Linked DNA regions of Mus musculus: region 2 is linked to region 1. Evidence: chromatin contacts called from ENCODE POLR2A ChIA-PET data. All regions are on one chromosome and are shown on one strand. The core of a region is the stretch at or near the end of the contact, and the rest is flanking DNA. Distances in the headings are between cores, read along the strand shown.

The links. ChIA-PET counts read pairs that join two places held with the same protein, here RNA polymerase II (POLR2A).
Region 2: POLR2A ChIA-PET joins it to region 1 with 39 read pairs in embryonic stem cell. The contact joins the promoter of Slc25a11 here to the promoter of Psmb6 in region 1. POLR2A ChIA-PET finds 5 or more read pairs at or near these places in 5 of 5 experiments (Patski and embryonic stem cell).

The regions. Positions count from the first base shown.
Region 1 is chr11:70,523,154-70,529,522 of GRCm38, reverse strand. It overlaps Psmb6 (proteasome (prosome, macropain) subunit, beta type 6), which reads right to left and starts at 4,166. Exons shown (of 6, transcript NM_008946.4): 1 at 4,028-4,166; 2 at 3,571-3,638; 3 at 3,098-3,229; 4 at 2,850-2,979; 5 at 2,200-2,344; 6 at 1,665-2,086. The coding sequence starts at 4,126. The coding sequence ends at 1,944.
Region 2 is chr11:70,643,496-70,650,092 of GRCm38, reverse strand. Slc25a11 (solute carrier family 25 (mitochondrial carrier oxoglutarate carrier), member 11) reads left to right here and starts at 3,054. Exons shown (of 8, transcript NM_024211.3): 1 at 3,054-3,325; 2 at 3,865-4,017; 3 at 4,103-4,309; 4 at 4,473-4,563; 5 at 4,653-4,743; 6 at 4,824-4,923; 7 at 5,003-5,054; 8 at 5,172-6,074. The coding sequence starts at 3,231. The coding sequence ends at 5,327. Rnf167 (ring finger protein 167) reads right to left here and starts at 2,858. Exons shown (of 9, transcript NM_027445.3): 1 at 2,141-2,858; 2 at 1,984-2,064; 3 at 747-872; 4 at 561-648; 5 at 328-418; 6 at 76-181. The coding sequence starts at 2,224. It overlaps Gp1ba (glycoprotein 1b, alpha polypeptide), which reads right to left. Exons shown (of 2, transcript NM_010326.3): 2 at 6,107-6,597.

The DNA.
Region 1 (6,369 bases), core at 2,917-5,416:
GCGAAGCTGTCTGGTCCTTCGGTCATGGTTAAGCAACCAGGAGACTAGTCTAGGTGGGATGGCAAGATACCGAGGAATATCTCTGGTTTTTTTTGGAGGGTGGTGGTGGTGATTGTTTTGAGCCAGAGCTTCTCTAGGCAGCCCTGGCTAACTCCGAACTCCCTATGTAGACTAGACCAGGCTACCTCAAACTCAGAGAACTATTTGCCACTGCCTAGTATTAAAGGCAAGTGCCACGCCTGGCCCGACACCAAGGACTGTGAAGTAGAGAAGCCACATGGCTCACATTTACCCAGATGGCTTTGGTTGCTCTATAGCTGAAGGATTGTGTAAGGGCAGGCATGGTAGAGGGCAGGGCACAGAGATGGTTATATACTTCCAGAGTTTTAGAGCTACTGTTAAGTACAAGAGAGAGGACTAAGGCAGACGGGTTTAAGCATGAACAGCTGAAGTATTTTTAGTTAAATGTTAAGACAGAGATCCCTTTCTGCTTTCACTTAATCAGCACCTGACCACTTGTGATGATTTATTCTGTCAACTTGATGTTTAGAATCACTGTGGAAACAAACCTCTGGGCAGACCTGTGAAGAACTGTCTAGATTAGGTCACCTGAGGTGGGGAGACCCATCCTAAATAGGGGTTCCACCACTCATGTGGCGCAACCCACTGCTTCCTGGTCATGGGTACCGAGTAACAGTGGCTTTACACTGCCCCCACGTCATCTGTCATGAGACTGTGCTGTCATCAACCTTCCCCAAATTGCTCTTGTTGGGGTATTTTCTCTTCCTCCCCCTCCCTCCACAGAATCGTCCTTTCTGCCCTCTGAACTACTTCAGAACCAAGTCTGTACGTGTGGTTTCTATCGTTCCCTGATCAGTGGACGAGAGAAAAAAAGACTGGAAAGATGGTGTCACTGAGGCGCCCCTGAGCTCCTTAGGTCCCTGGTTTGGACAGGGACAGCTGCGAAGGAGCTGGCGTTCACTCTCAGCCTCACAAGGACCGTGACCTATAGAACGATCCAAAAGCACTCCCTATGGCTGTTCTCTGCCACCCAATATCTGCATGTATTCCCACTTGTAGACAAGTGCCATGTCTTTCCCCAAAGATAAAGGATTCACATTGCTGGGTGATGATTAAGTGTCAGAGGGAAAGAGGATCATGAGGCTGGCCTGGGGACAGCTTTAACCCCAGGGCCAGCAATCGCCATGATGGTCAGCATCAGACAGAGCAGGGGAGGTGACCCCAGTCTCCTAATTCTGAGTCCTAGCTTGGACTTAGGCCATTGCTGCAGCCCCAGGCAACCACATTCTGGTACTTCAGATACCTGGGTATGTAGAGTAAATATGATCTGCAGAAAGATACAGAAACCACCGCTCTTGACCGAGTACATGGTATACATCTGTGATCCGGGCACTCCAGACGCAAAGGGAGGAGAATTGCCACAAGTTCAAGGCTGGACTGAGCTATAAGAGATCTAATCTCAAAAAAAAAAAAAAAAACAAGAACAAGGGGCTGGAGAGATGGCTCAGTGGTTAAGAGCACTGGCTGCTCTTTCAAAGGCCTGGTTTCAATTCCCAGCACCCACAGGGCAACTCACAACTGTCTGTAACTCAAATTTCAATAATCTGGCACCCTCACACATACATGCAGGCAGAACAACAATGCACATAAAACAAACCATTTTATTTAAAAACATAATGCAACCAGCCATCCCCAAAATAATCCAATAATGCTAGTAATGATAAAAGAACAGCGCACTGATAAACCTTCCTTACCTCTCTAATTCCTACCGAGCTCAGTGCAATAGTTTACGCAAGACAATGGTTTTGGCAAGTTGAAGTTGAAGTCAAGAACCTTCACACAGAAACGTCTCTTTAACAAACTGTTTATTAGCTTCTGCGTCGGTATGGACCATCCTTTACTACTCCCTAGAACACCAGGCCTCAGGGAGGTGGCAACGTGGCAATGGTGAACTTGGGGATTTGGTCTCCCAAAAGCACCTGCCGCTCTACCCCTGACTCCTGAATGGCTGCCAAGCGGATCACCCCTCCACTGGAGCCGTCGCGTTCCATGGCCAAAGCGAGAGCTGTAGATAAAACGAGGACAGTGGGTTTGGAGTTAGTAGCTGAACGTGAGGACCCTTGGCACAGCTTGGGAACGAGGGCTGAAGTTCACAGGCGTGGAAGCACAGAGTCTCACCATTGGCAGTGAACTGCAGACATTCGTCCTTGGTCATGCCTTCCCGATACGTAGCATCAACATAGCCATAGATGTACGAGCTCCCGGAGCCTCCGATGGCAAAGGACTGTCTTACCATCATACCCCCCATGGGAACAGAGTACACCTGCCAGATGGGAGGGGGGAGAAAAGCCACCAGTTGCACCCTTTCCCAACACATTCACCCATCCCTTTTGATTTTGGTCTCGGGAAAGTTAATGGTGAGGTAGAGACAGAAAGAGAAACTTAAAAAAAAAAAGGTGTTTGGAGTGGGGACTAGGGATGGCTTGGGTGGTAAAGGGCCTGCTAAGGCAAGTATGAAGACCTGATTTCAAATCCCCAGCACTTATGTAAAAGCTGGGCATGTGTATCTGTAACCCCAGCTCTGGGAGTAGGGTGCAGGGTGTATAATTGCTAGAGCTCATTGGATAGGCAGCCTAGCTAAAAGTGAGCTCTATCTTCAGTGAGACTGTCTCATGAGGAAGACAACCCTGGCACACCTCTGGCCTCCACACACATGTACCCATAAGGATACATGCATACAGGACGGACAGACAGACAGACAAACAAAATGGCCGAAGGGGTGGAGCATCAGAGGTGTGACTCCAGTACTCTGGTGAGGAGGGCCTGACCTGCCCTCCTTCTTGAGGGTCCCAGCCTGCAATGATGATTCCTGCCATCAGATCTTCTCTGTACCGGTAACACATCTCCTTAAAGAGACTGGCGGCTGTGTGGACTAGTGGAGGCTCGTTCAGTTCAATACTAGAAGGTGGGGTTGGAAGATCACAAACAAAGCAATATCAGGATCTGGAGTCAGGCCTTTTAGTGCCTTATGTTCCAGAGCCTTCAGGGTCGTTGTTCCTCCCCTGCCCACAAGTACCTGTGGAAACCAAGCTGGTAAGTGACAGCGTCTGCCACTGCTTGGGTATCAGCGGCTGAGCCTGAGCGGCAGCAGAAGATGTGATCGTGGATAGGGGTCAGCTTGTCAGTCACTCGATTGGCGATGTAGGACCTGCAGGATGGCGGAAACAGTGAGAAGGAGCCCACTTGCCTCCCTCCTCCACCACATCACCGTCTACTCCCTGCAGCTCCAGGGATACAAATACTGCTACCACCTACTAGTCCTCATGGAAAATGAAGCCGGATGAATGGAGAACAGACCTTTACTGGTAGTTCACCAAAGGGTGAGGGGGCCTGGAAACCACAGAATTAGGAACAAGTCCTTATTATCTCCAGGTAGTGGAGAAACTTCTCTTGCCACAGTGGTCTGAGGAGGGTAAGGATGGGCTGACAGGCAGGAATGGTATATGTTTGGAGTAGGGGAAACGGGAAGACTTTCTGTTTTGAGCTCACCCAGTGGTTGTCCTGGAGTCCGCTCCTAGAACCACGCCCCCATTAAACTGCACAGCCATGATCGTGGTCTGGGAAGAATAGTGTAAAAAAGGTAACTCTTTTAGCCTTACCGCATTCTCGAGTATATACCGACCTCAATAATTCTTCACCCGGATTTTATAATGCAAAATTCGTGCTCCGCGAACCTATTATCAAATCTTAAGGGGGCTCAACACGTCAGAGAATATAAAAACTACAATCTCCAAACCCCAGGATTCAGACTCTTATGCTTCAGCCTACTGTTCACCTCTCATCACGAAAGGTATCACCCCACGCCAGCATTCAAGGAATCCCTCTCCCTCTCGCAGAACACAGCGCTCCCCCCCCCCCAACCCACTCAGTCAAACCCACTCGGGCTTCATGTTTTTCCTCCCGTCAGGCCTAGTACATGTCTTCCGAACTCTGGCTCTTTCCTCACCCCTGTGGAGACTTCCCGGTTTTCCCAGTCTGGGGTGAGAGCCTCCGGCCCAAAGGCCGGTGCAGACCCCGCTCGACGAACAGCTAAGGCGGCCGCCATCTTCCTCTGCTACTCTGCCACAAAGCAACCGTCGTAAAGCGCTCCGTCACTCTCTTTAGTCCGCCTCTGTGGCCTTCTGGGAGCGAAGCTGCTTGACGGCAGAAGGGAAAAGACAGAGGTAGGAACTCGTCGTTAGAGTCAGTGGGCACTTTACGGCAGTGTGTCAAATTACCAAAAAAAAAAAAAAAAAGAGGCGGGTCTAGGAAGGGGGGAAAAGGGCGGAGCCTCTTCTCAAAGATTTGCCTCACCAGAGGCTTGTGGCTCCCGGAGGCAAAGGATACTTGGAAATGAAGCCTAATTTACATTATAAGGTTTTAGGTGTGTGTGTGTGTGTGTGGGGGGGGTCGTTTGTTTGTTTTGGTAACTTGATTGTATAGTCTGAAGTATGTGGGTTTTGTAAATAACAACGTTGTGTCGCAATGTTAACAGGTTGGATACACTATAACCTGATTGGTGTCCTAGTTCAAAGAACCCACAAGATAAGAGTACAAACTGGAATGGTCAGGTCGTGTTTTCAATAGTCCGGGGTACCTACTTCCCGGGTCCCACAAGAACTTTTGAAGAAGCTACAATTGTTTTTTGGGAGCATCTATACCCCTTGACAATCACCCCTGCCATATCTGAGGGTTTCCACCGTTACACATTCTCACCTATGTATTATATTTTTAATACATTTTAAATCGTGCCATTCGAGCTGAGACGAAAAGATGGACCATCTAGAAACTGCCATATCCGGGGATCCATCCCATAATCCGCTTCCAAACGCTGACACCATTGCATACACTAGCAAGATTTTGCTAAAAGGACCCAGATATGGCTGTCTCTTGTGAAACTATGCCGGGGCCTGGCAAACACAGAAGTGGATGCTCACAGTCAGCTATTGGATGGATCACAGGGCCCCCAATGGAGGAGCTAGGGAAGGTACTCAAGGAGCTGAAGGGATCTGCAATCCTATAGGTAGAACAACAATATGAACTAACCAATACCCCCCCTGGAGCTCGTGTCTCTAGCTGCATATGAATCAGAAGATAGCCTAGTCGGCCATCAGTGGAAAGAGAGGCCCATTGGTCGTGCAAACTTTATATGCCTCAGTACAGGGGAACGCCAGGGCCAAGAAGTGGGAGTGGGTGGGTAGGGGAGTGGGTGGGGGAGCGTGTGTGGGACTTTTGGGATAGCACTGGAAATGTAATTGAAATAAATACCCAATAAAAAAATATGGAAAAAAAAAGAGTCATTACAATGAAGAAATCATTTCTTGTCTAATGAATTATGTAGGTTGGTTCTTTATATAAATACTTGGGCCAACTCAATTCTTGTATACTAAAATTCTTGATTTTATAATTAAATATGGTTTGTAGAATAAAAAAAAATCGTGCCATTCTAGTGCATGTGGACGTGAGTGTATGATTTTGATTTGTTTTCCCCGAATAATTAGTTAAGCATATTTCCATGGCTAGTGAGTTCTTTGTGTATCTTCTTTGCAGCAATGTCCATTCAAGATCTTTGTCAATTTTAAAAAAGAATTGCTTGAGTTTTTAATTATTGTATTGTGTTATTTTTATATTTAGGTAGAAACATCAGATATATGGATTTTTTAAAAAGCTGGGCGTGGTGGTGCACGCCTTTAATCCCAGCACTTGGGAGGCAGAGGCAGGCAGATTTCAGAGTTCGAGGCCAGCCTGGTCTACAGAGTGAGTTCCAGGACAGCCAGGGCTACACAGAAAAACCCTGTCTCCAAAAAAAAAAAAAAAAAAAAAAAAAAAAAGATTTATGTATTTTATGTATATACACTGCATCTGTGTTCAGACACACCAGAAGAGGGCACCAGATCTCATTACAGATGATTTCTGGAAATTTAACTCAGGACCTCTGGAAGAGCAGTTGTTGGCATCAGGACATTCCAAACCTATGAGGCAACAGCTCGACCTGCGACCTGTGACCTGCAGACCCGTTGCCAAGACAACTGCCACCATATTCCCAGAATCCATTTGGCTCACCTCCCACTTTTACTTGTGTTAAGTCATTTTCCATACAAATAAGGAGACCGTCCTGTCCTCATTTTTTTTTCTCCTCTTTCCCTCTCTTCTCTCTCTGCCAATACTTTTGTCTCTCTCTTCCCATAAAACCGCTTCCACATGGAATTGCTCTGGCCTAGTGTGCCATGGAGACGAGACCCGCCATTCTAACACATCAGCAGTCAGTGTTCTTAACTGCTGAGCCATCTCTCTAGCCCCGGCTATATG
Region 2 (6,597 bases), core at 1,805-4,304, 120 kb before region 1:
AATGATTGGAAAATGCAATAAACCCTCCCCTCTACCGATCCAGTCTGGCATCGTAAGTTCTCCTCAGCTACTTACCAATACTGTTCCCATGGCCAAAACCAGTAATCCTACAATCCCAGTGAAAGGAATGAGGTAATAGCCCAAGGGGAAGCTGTTGTCTGGAACCAGAAGCACCCGAGCCCTGAGGAGAGAGAGACACAACCTCAAGCCAGGTAAAATAGGGTTACTGGCTTGGGACAAGGCATAATGAGGAGAAAGTCAAGGCAGCCGAGGAAGAGCCTGAGCCTGAGTGGATTGAGAAGAACTGGAAGAAAGCATGCGTCCTACCCCTTCTCGTAGACAAAAAGGGCTCGTAGGTACTCTGCGCTTCTCTCTCCAATAAATACAGATGGGATCCAGATCTGCTGTTGGATTTCCTCTGTAAGGAGCAGGATATTAGGGATTTAGCCTTCTGTTCCTCAATTCCCTGAAACTGGCTTTTGGCACTTTTTGCAGATCTCAACCAATTGCCCTCCCACTCAACTCCACGGTGCACCCAGTAGTGCAGGCTTCTTCCTTACCGCTGTTCCACACCATGTTCAGCAGTTCATTGGAATTCACATTGTGCACCACAGCTGCACCATACCCAGCCTTCTGAGCATTTAGGACCTAAGGAGGCCAAGCGGGAGGGATAGAGCTGTAACCCTTGCCCTTCATTCCTGGTGTCATGTACCCTGCTTACCACCTCCCATTCCCCATTCAGCAACCTTGAGGTCAAAGTTGCAGTCGAATCTTCGAAGCAGTGCAATAAAGACTGACCCATTGACCGGGGCTGAGGGTGGTGGGGCAATAGGACCGCAGGCATTTTCTGGGTGGGCCTCCACAAGGAACCCCTGAGGGATAAAGGCAAACATTTTCATCTTTAGTTCTGTCTTCCACAGGACCTACCACACATAACACTATATACTACCTGCATTCTGCAGCTCTATCATTGCTCATTCTGGAGGTCTGAGCATCCCACCCAACACTGAATCTACAACTCAGACATGGTGATACATGCATTTAATCCCAGCACTTGAGACTACTGTGAGTTGGGGACAGCCAGAGTTCCAGAGTCCAGTCTCAAAAAAAAGAAAAAAGAAAAGGGATCTCTCAGCTTTCTTGAAGATGCAGTTACAGTAAACTACATCCCTTACCAGAGGCTCCCTTAACTTCTCAAGCGTAGTTTAGTTCTGCTTTTAAGTTTCCCACCGATAGTGGTTCACCTTGCTACTCATTCATGGCATTTTCAACAAGTTTCATTTTCCAATTAGCCATCTTACAACTCTACTGCTAACTGTGGCCGAATGAATTCTTGCTATGTGGCATGAACTTTGTAGTGAACTACTACAGACATGCTTATCACACTGGCACGATAGCCCTAGGTTAATTTCTATTTCTCATTTGACTCAGAACCCATAAAAAGCTGTCCATGGCCATCTATACAAACAGTAAGTTGCTCCAGAGACTGCTGATAAGCACCTGCTTTTTATCTTAGCCCACTCTCAGACTCCCTCTTAAACTTGGGAGTTCTAGGGGTTGTAGATGGTTCAGTGCTTAAGCGCACTGGCTGTTCTTCCAGAGAACCGGAGTTCAGTTCCTAGCATCCATGTAGCAGCTCACAACTGACTGTAACTCCAGTTCCAGGGGATCTGACACTCTCACACCTATGCATATAAAATAAAAAATGTTAAGTTCTAGAGGTGGGCACTATCTATTATCTCTGGATTCTGGACTCTGCGCGCTGGACATGATCATGCACTTAGGTTTTTCTGGATTGGGGACACTTTTTTTTTTTTGCTGGAGATTCAACCTAGAATCTCACTCATACTAGAAAAAGCACCCTATCATTGAACTATCCGCAGTCCACTGCATTCCGCTGCTAACTCCACTACTTCCTACCTCCTGAGCACGGCCACTTCGCCCCTACCCAGGATCCATATAGGGAAATGGGGAAAACATCACCTGCAGTCCCTCGTCGCTCAGAGTGGCCCCAAACAGAGCTGGAAGGTCTGCAAAGTCCATGCTGGCATTGTGCTCCGAAGTCTGCAGACGGAACACTACGTGTTTCAGTCTGAACCCCATTCTCAGCACCCTGTCCCCGTCCGACCCTCAGACTCACCGCTCGAATCAGCCCTCGGACAGGGGCTGCTCCCCACAGTACAGTAGCCACGACAACAGGAAGCGGGAAGGCCGCAGGGTGCATGGCAGCGGGAGGGGTAAAGCTGCGAAGGTCGCGTTCTGATCGCAGGAGCAGAAGCCGAGTCCTGCGCCCTCCTCTGCCTCTCCTTCAGGATCCCAGGGGTCCAACCACCCCTAGGTCCCACTTCTCAGCTACATGGGGGCGTCGGGGAAGGAACTCCGATTCAGGGAGTGAGCTATCAAACCAGCTTAGCGGAGCTGGTAGGGGAGACAATGTATCTTTCTCTAGTACAGAAATAGGACAGAATAGGAGCGAAGGCAAACAGGTAACAACAACAACAAAAAAACTTCCGGAAGGGTAGGAGAAACCTCAAAGAGGTGGGACTTCCGGCCAGGTAGACTGTCTTCCTATGCCCCTGGAAAAGGGTTTCCGGTAAGAAAGGCCAATTCCAGTATTGGACGCTCAGGACGGAGGACTTCCGGTCCCGAGAGGCCGGTTGAAAGAAATGTTTGACATGTAGAAGGAGCCTGCGGAGATGGAGGGAGCTTCGATGCTCAGGAGACGATCTAGTTTTTTTCCCTCAGTCCCTGAGATCCTGGAGCTGCCCTGTTTACAAACCTCTCCTTCGTCTGGCCGCCACGGTACGTTCAAAGTATCGCGAGAGTGCTTGCCACCACCCTCCCTCCACCCCCCCACCCCCTTTCGCCGCTGAAATATATCGCGAGAGGCCTCATAGCCCGAACTCGGCTGATTCACTTGCTCTCGCGAGGTTTTCAAACAAGCTTTTTTTTTTTTTTTTTCCCCGCGATTCCAATTCCGGAGGGGCGGGAATTTAGGGTAGCTTCCTAAATCGGCCACGCCCCTTCATCGTGCATCTTAGCCCCGCCTTATTCCCCGGCTGCCTTTGCGCTCCGAGCCTGCGCCCGCCCCAGCTTCCAGCTGGAGCCAGATTTGCCTGTCGGAGGGGCGTGCGCGCGCGCGCCCTCACCCTGTTGCGCGCTGGTGTCACCTTGGGCGCGAGCGGGGCTGTACGTGCACGGGACCCAAAGCCGAGGGCCATCAAGGGGCGATGGCGGCGACGGCGAGTCCTGGGGCTGGCCGGATGGACGGGAAACCCCGTACCTCCCCTAAGTCTGTCAAGTTCCTGTTTGGGGGCCTGGCTGGGTAAGCTCAGGCCCCAGTGATGGGGGAAAAGGAGGAAGGGACGGGAGCAAGCACCTGGGCCCAGTGTAACTTGGGGTGTGTTGCAGTAAATTGAGCCGGTGCAGGGTCCCTGATGGGTTGCCAGGATCTATTCATCCTTTGCAGGGACCCAACTGTGCTGCATTCAAGGATCTTTACCCTGTGTTTCCACCACCTTTGCTTCGTTGTGCCTGTTTGGGTGGTGGGTATAGGTCATTAAAGGCTTTGTTATAGGACTGCTTGGAGTCTTAGGATGGGGACGCCCTCTCCACCTTTCTTTAGATCGCCTGTAGTCCTAATTCTGCTTGAACCCTAAAGAACTGCCTGAGGCTTTTTGATTTGCATGCCCCTTACTGGGCAACTGGACTCTTTTGCTGGCACGTTGCCCTTGATGCACACACTTAACACACATGCCCACCAGCCTCCTGAATCCTTAGTGGCCCTGACCTTTGTAACTTCTTGCCAGGTTGCAGTAGAGCTGGAACCACTGACCTCTGATTCCCTTTCCTGCCTCACTTCAGGATGGGTGCTACAGTCTTTGTGCAGCCCCTGGACCTGGTGAAGAACCGGATGCAGTTGAGTGGTGAAGGGGCCAAGACTCGAGAGTACAAAACCAGTTTCCATGCCCTCACCAGCATCCTGAAGACAGAAGGCCTGAAGGGCATTTACACTGGGTACTGTGGCCTCAAGTTGGGGAGGGAAGTTGTTGGTTGGCAGGTCCAGACCTTGGCCTGATGTGCTGACATTTCTACTCTTCAGGCTGTCAGCTGGTCTACTGCGCCAGGCCACCTACACCACTACTCGCCTTGGAATATATACTGTGTTGTTTGAGCGCCTGACTGGGGCTGATGGTACACCCCCTGGCTTTCTTCTGAAAGCCCTGATTGGCATGACTGCAGGTGCAACTGGTGCATTTGTGGGAACGCCAGCTGAGGTGGCTCTCATCAGGATGACTGCTGATGGTCGGTGAGTTCCGTTTCTGAGCTTAACTCCAGCCCCATTCCTGGACTCTAGGATGGTGTTGTTAGTCTATATCTACATCAGGGCACTTACCTATTCAGGCTTCCCTTTCTTTGTTCCATGGACCCTGGTCTGTCCTGATCTTGGCCTTTCCCTGCCTTTCCCCCAGGCTTCCAGCTGACCAGCGCCGTGGCTACAAAAATGTGTTTAATGCCCTAGTTAGGATTGCCAGGGAAGAAGGAGTCCCCACACTGTGGCGGGTGAGTGCGAGGGTTGGAGTCTTGGGCCATGCTGGGTTAGATCTCTGGCACTTTTGACTGTCTCCATTGCCTCCACCCTCCACCTCCAGGGCTGCATCCCTACCATGGCTCGAGCTGTCGTTGTCAATGCCGCCCAGCTTGCCTCTTACTCTCAATCTAAGCAGTTCTTGCTGGACTCAGGTGAGAGACCCAGAGCTGAGAACTTGAGCCTGGCCTGAGCTACCTGAGAGTTGACTACCACCTTTTGCTTCACCTCCCAGGCTACTTCTCTGACAATATTCTCTGCCACTTCTGCGCCAGCATGATCAGTGGCCTCGTTACCACTGCTGCTTCCATGCCTGTGGACATCGTCAAAACTAGGTGAGTCTGCAGCCTGGGACTGGAGAACTTGGGGAGGCCCCCCTTTCTGGTTTTCATGTTCATACTGACTCTCTTTCAGGATCCAGAATATGCGGATGATTGATGGGAAGCCAGAATACAAGAATGGGCTGGTGAGGAGGGGGGGGAAGGGGTGCCCTGGGAGGGATGCGAAGGGAGCTAGGGACAGGGGACAGAGCCTGGACCAGGACCAGGGCCTAGCCCCAGCACTTGCCTGCCTGTCTGTCTAGGATGTGCTGCTGAAAGTCGTCCGCTATGAGGGTTTCTTCAGCCTGTGGAAGGGCTTCACACCATACTATGCCCGACTGGGCCCCCACACTGTCCTCACCTTCATCTTCTTGGAACAGATGAACAAGGCCTACAAGCGTCTCTTCCTCAGTGGCTGATCTGGCATGGTCCCAGGACTAGTGTGCCAGGCTTCCAAGCCATCCACTGCTATTACAGTCGCTATGCCCTGGAGGACCTGGATTCTGCTACCCTGGGCTATTCTATTTATTTTCCCTCTCCAGTGTGGTTTTCTCCTTTGCGGTAAAGAACTTAGTCTGTTCTCCCCCTACTCCAGCCTGCCTGCTGTGCTTGCCTGATGCTTAGAATCACTTTGCCCCTGGCTCTTCCTGAGGAGACCTAAGACACACACCAAGGATTTCTAGTCTCCTCTTGGGTGTTAGATTCAGGGCACACCAGACAGCAGATCCCTCTCTCTGGGGAATCCAAGGCAGAGCTGAGGAGACAGGAGAAAGCAGAAGCTGTCAAGATGACAAAGGGTCTATGGTGGAAGATGTGGCCTTCCTCCTCCCTGAGGACTTAATAAATTGGATTGAAATACCAACCCCAAATCTGGATAGTCTTAAGGATCATAGGGGGAGGTAGCTGCACAAAGAAGCTTATATCTCTGGAAAACAAACTGGAGTTTTAACAAAATAATTAAAGAAAGTCACCTACTGGTTTTATGAAAATGCTGTGTAAAGTCGTAACTCAACAGCTGACAGAAAAGAAGAAGAAGCAGCAGCGCTGGGCAGTGGTGGCTCAGGCCTTTAATCCCAGCACTCGGGAGGCAGAGACAGGCAGATTTCTGAGTTCGAGGCCATCTTGGCTATACAGAGAAACCCTGTGTCAAAAAACCAAAAAAAAAAAAAAAAAAAAAAACCAACAACAAAGAAGAAGAAGAAAAAACTGGGCCTTGTGCATACTTGCAAGCCATTTGTCCCAAAATGTGGCTGACTCACAAATTATATCACAGTTGTCAGGAAAAGCCTCTGGGATCTGCCTTTTCAGCATCAAGAGGGAAGGGACAACAAGTCTAAATTGAAGCAGGGCATAGTGGTGCTTGCTGTTTATCCCAGCACCCAGGAGGCAGATTTCTGAGTTCAAGACCAGCCTAGTCTACAAAGTGAATTCCAGGACAGCCAGGGTCACAGAGAGAAACCCTGTCTTGAAAGACCAAAGCAACAACAAAAACCCCCTGGACTTCTATGGGCTAGAGCCACAGTGGTTGAGTGAGAGGTTCAGAGCTCTTGGGGGATATAACGGAGTCAAACCCAAGGATTGAGGCAAAAAGAATATTGATCAGAAACTGGGTTGGCTAGAGAAAGTGATTATTTTTTTCATCCATTTTGTTTGTTTTTTGAGACAGAGTTTCTCTGTGTAGCCCTAGCT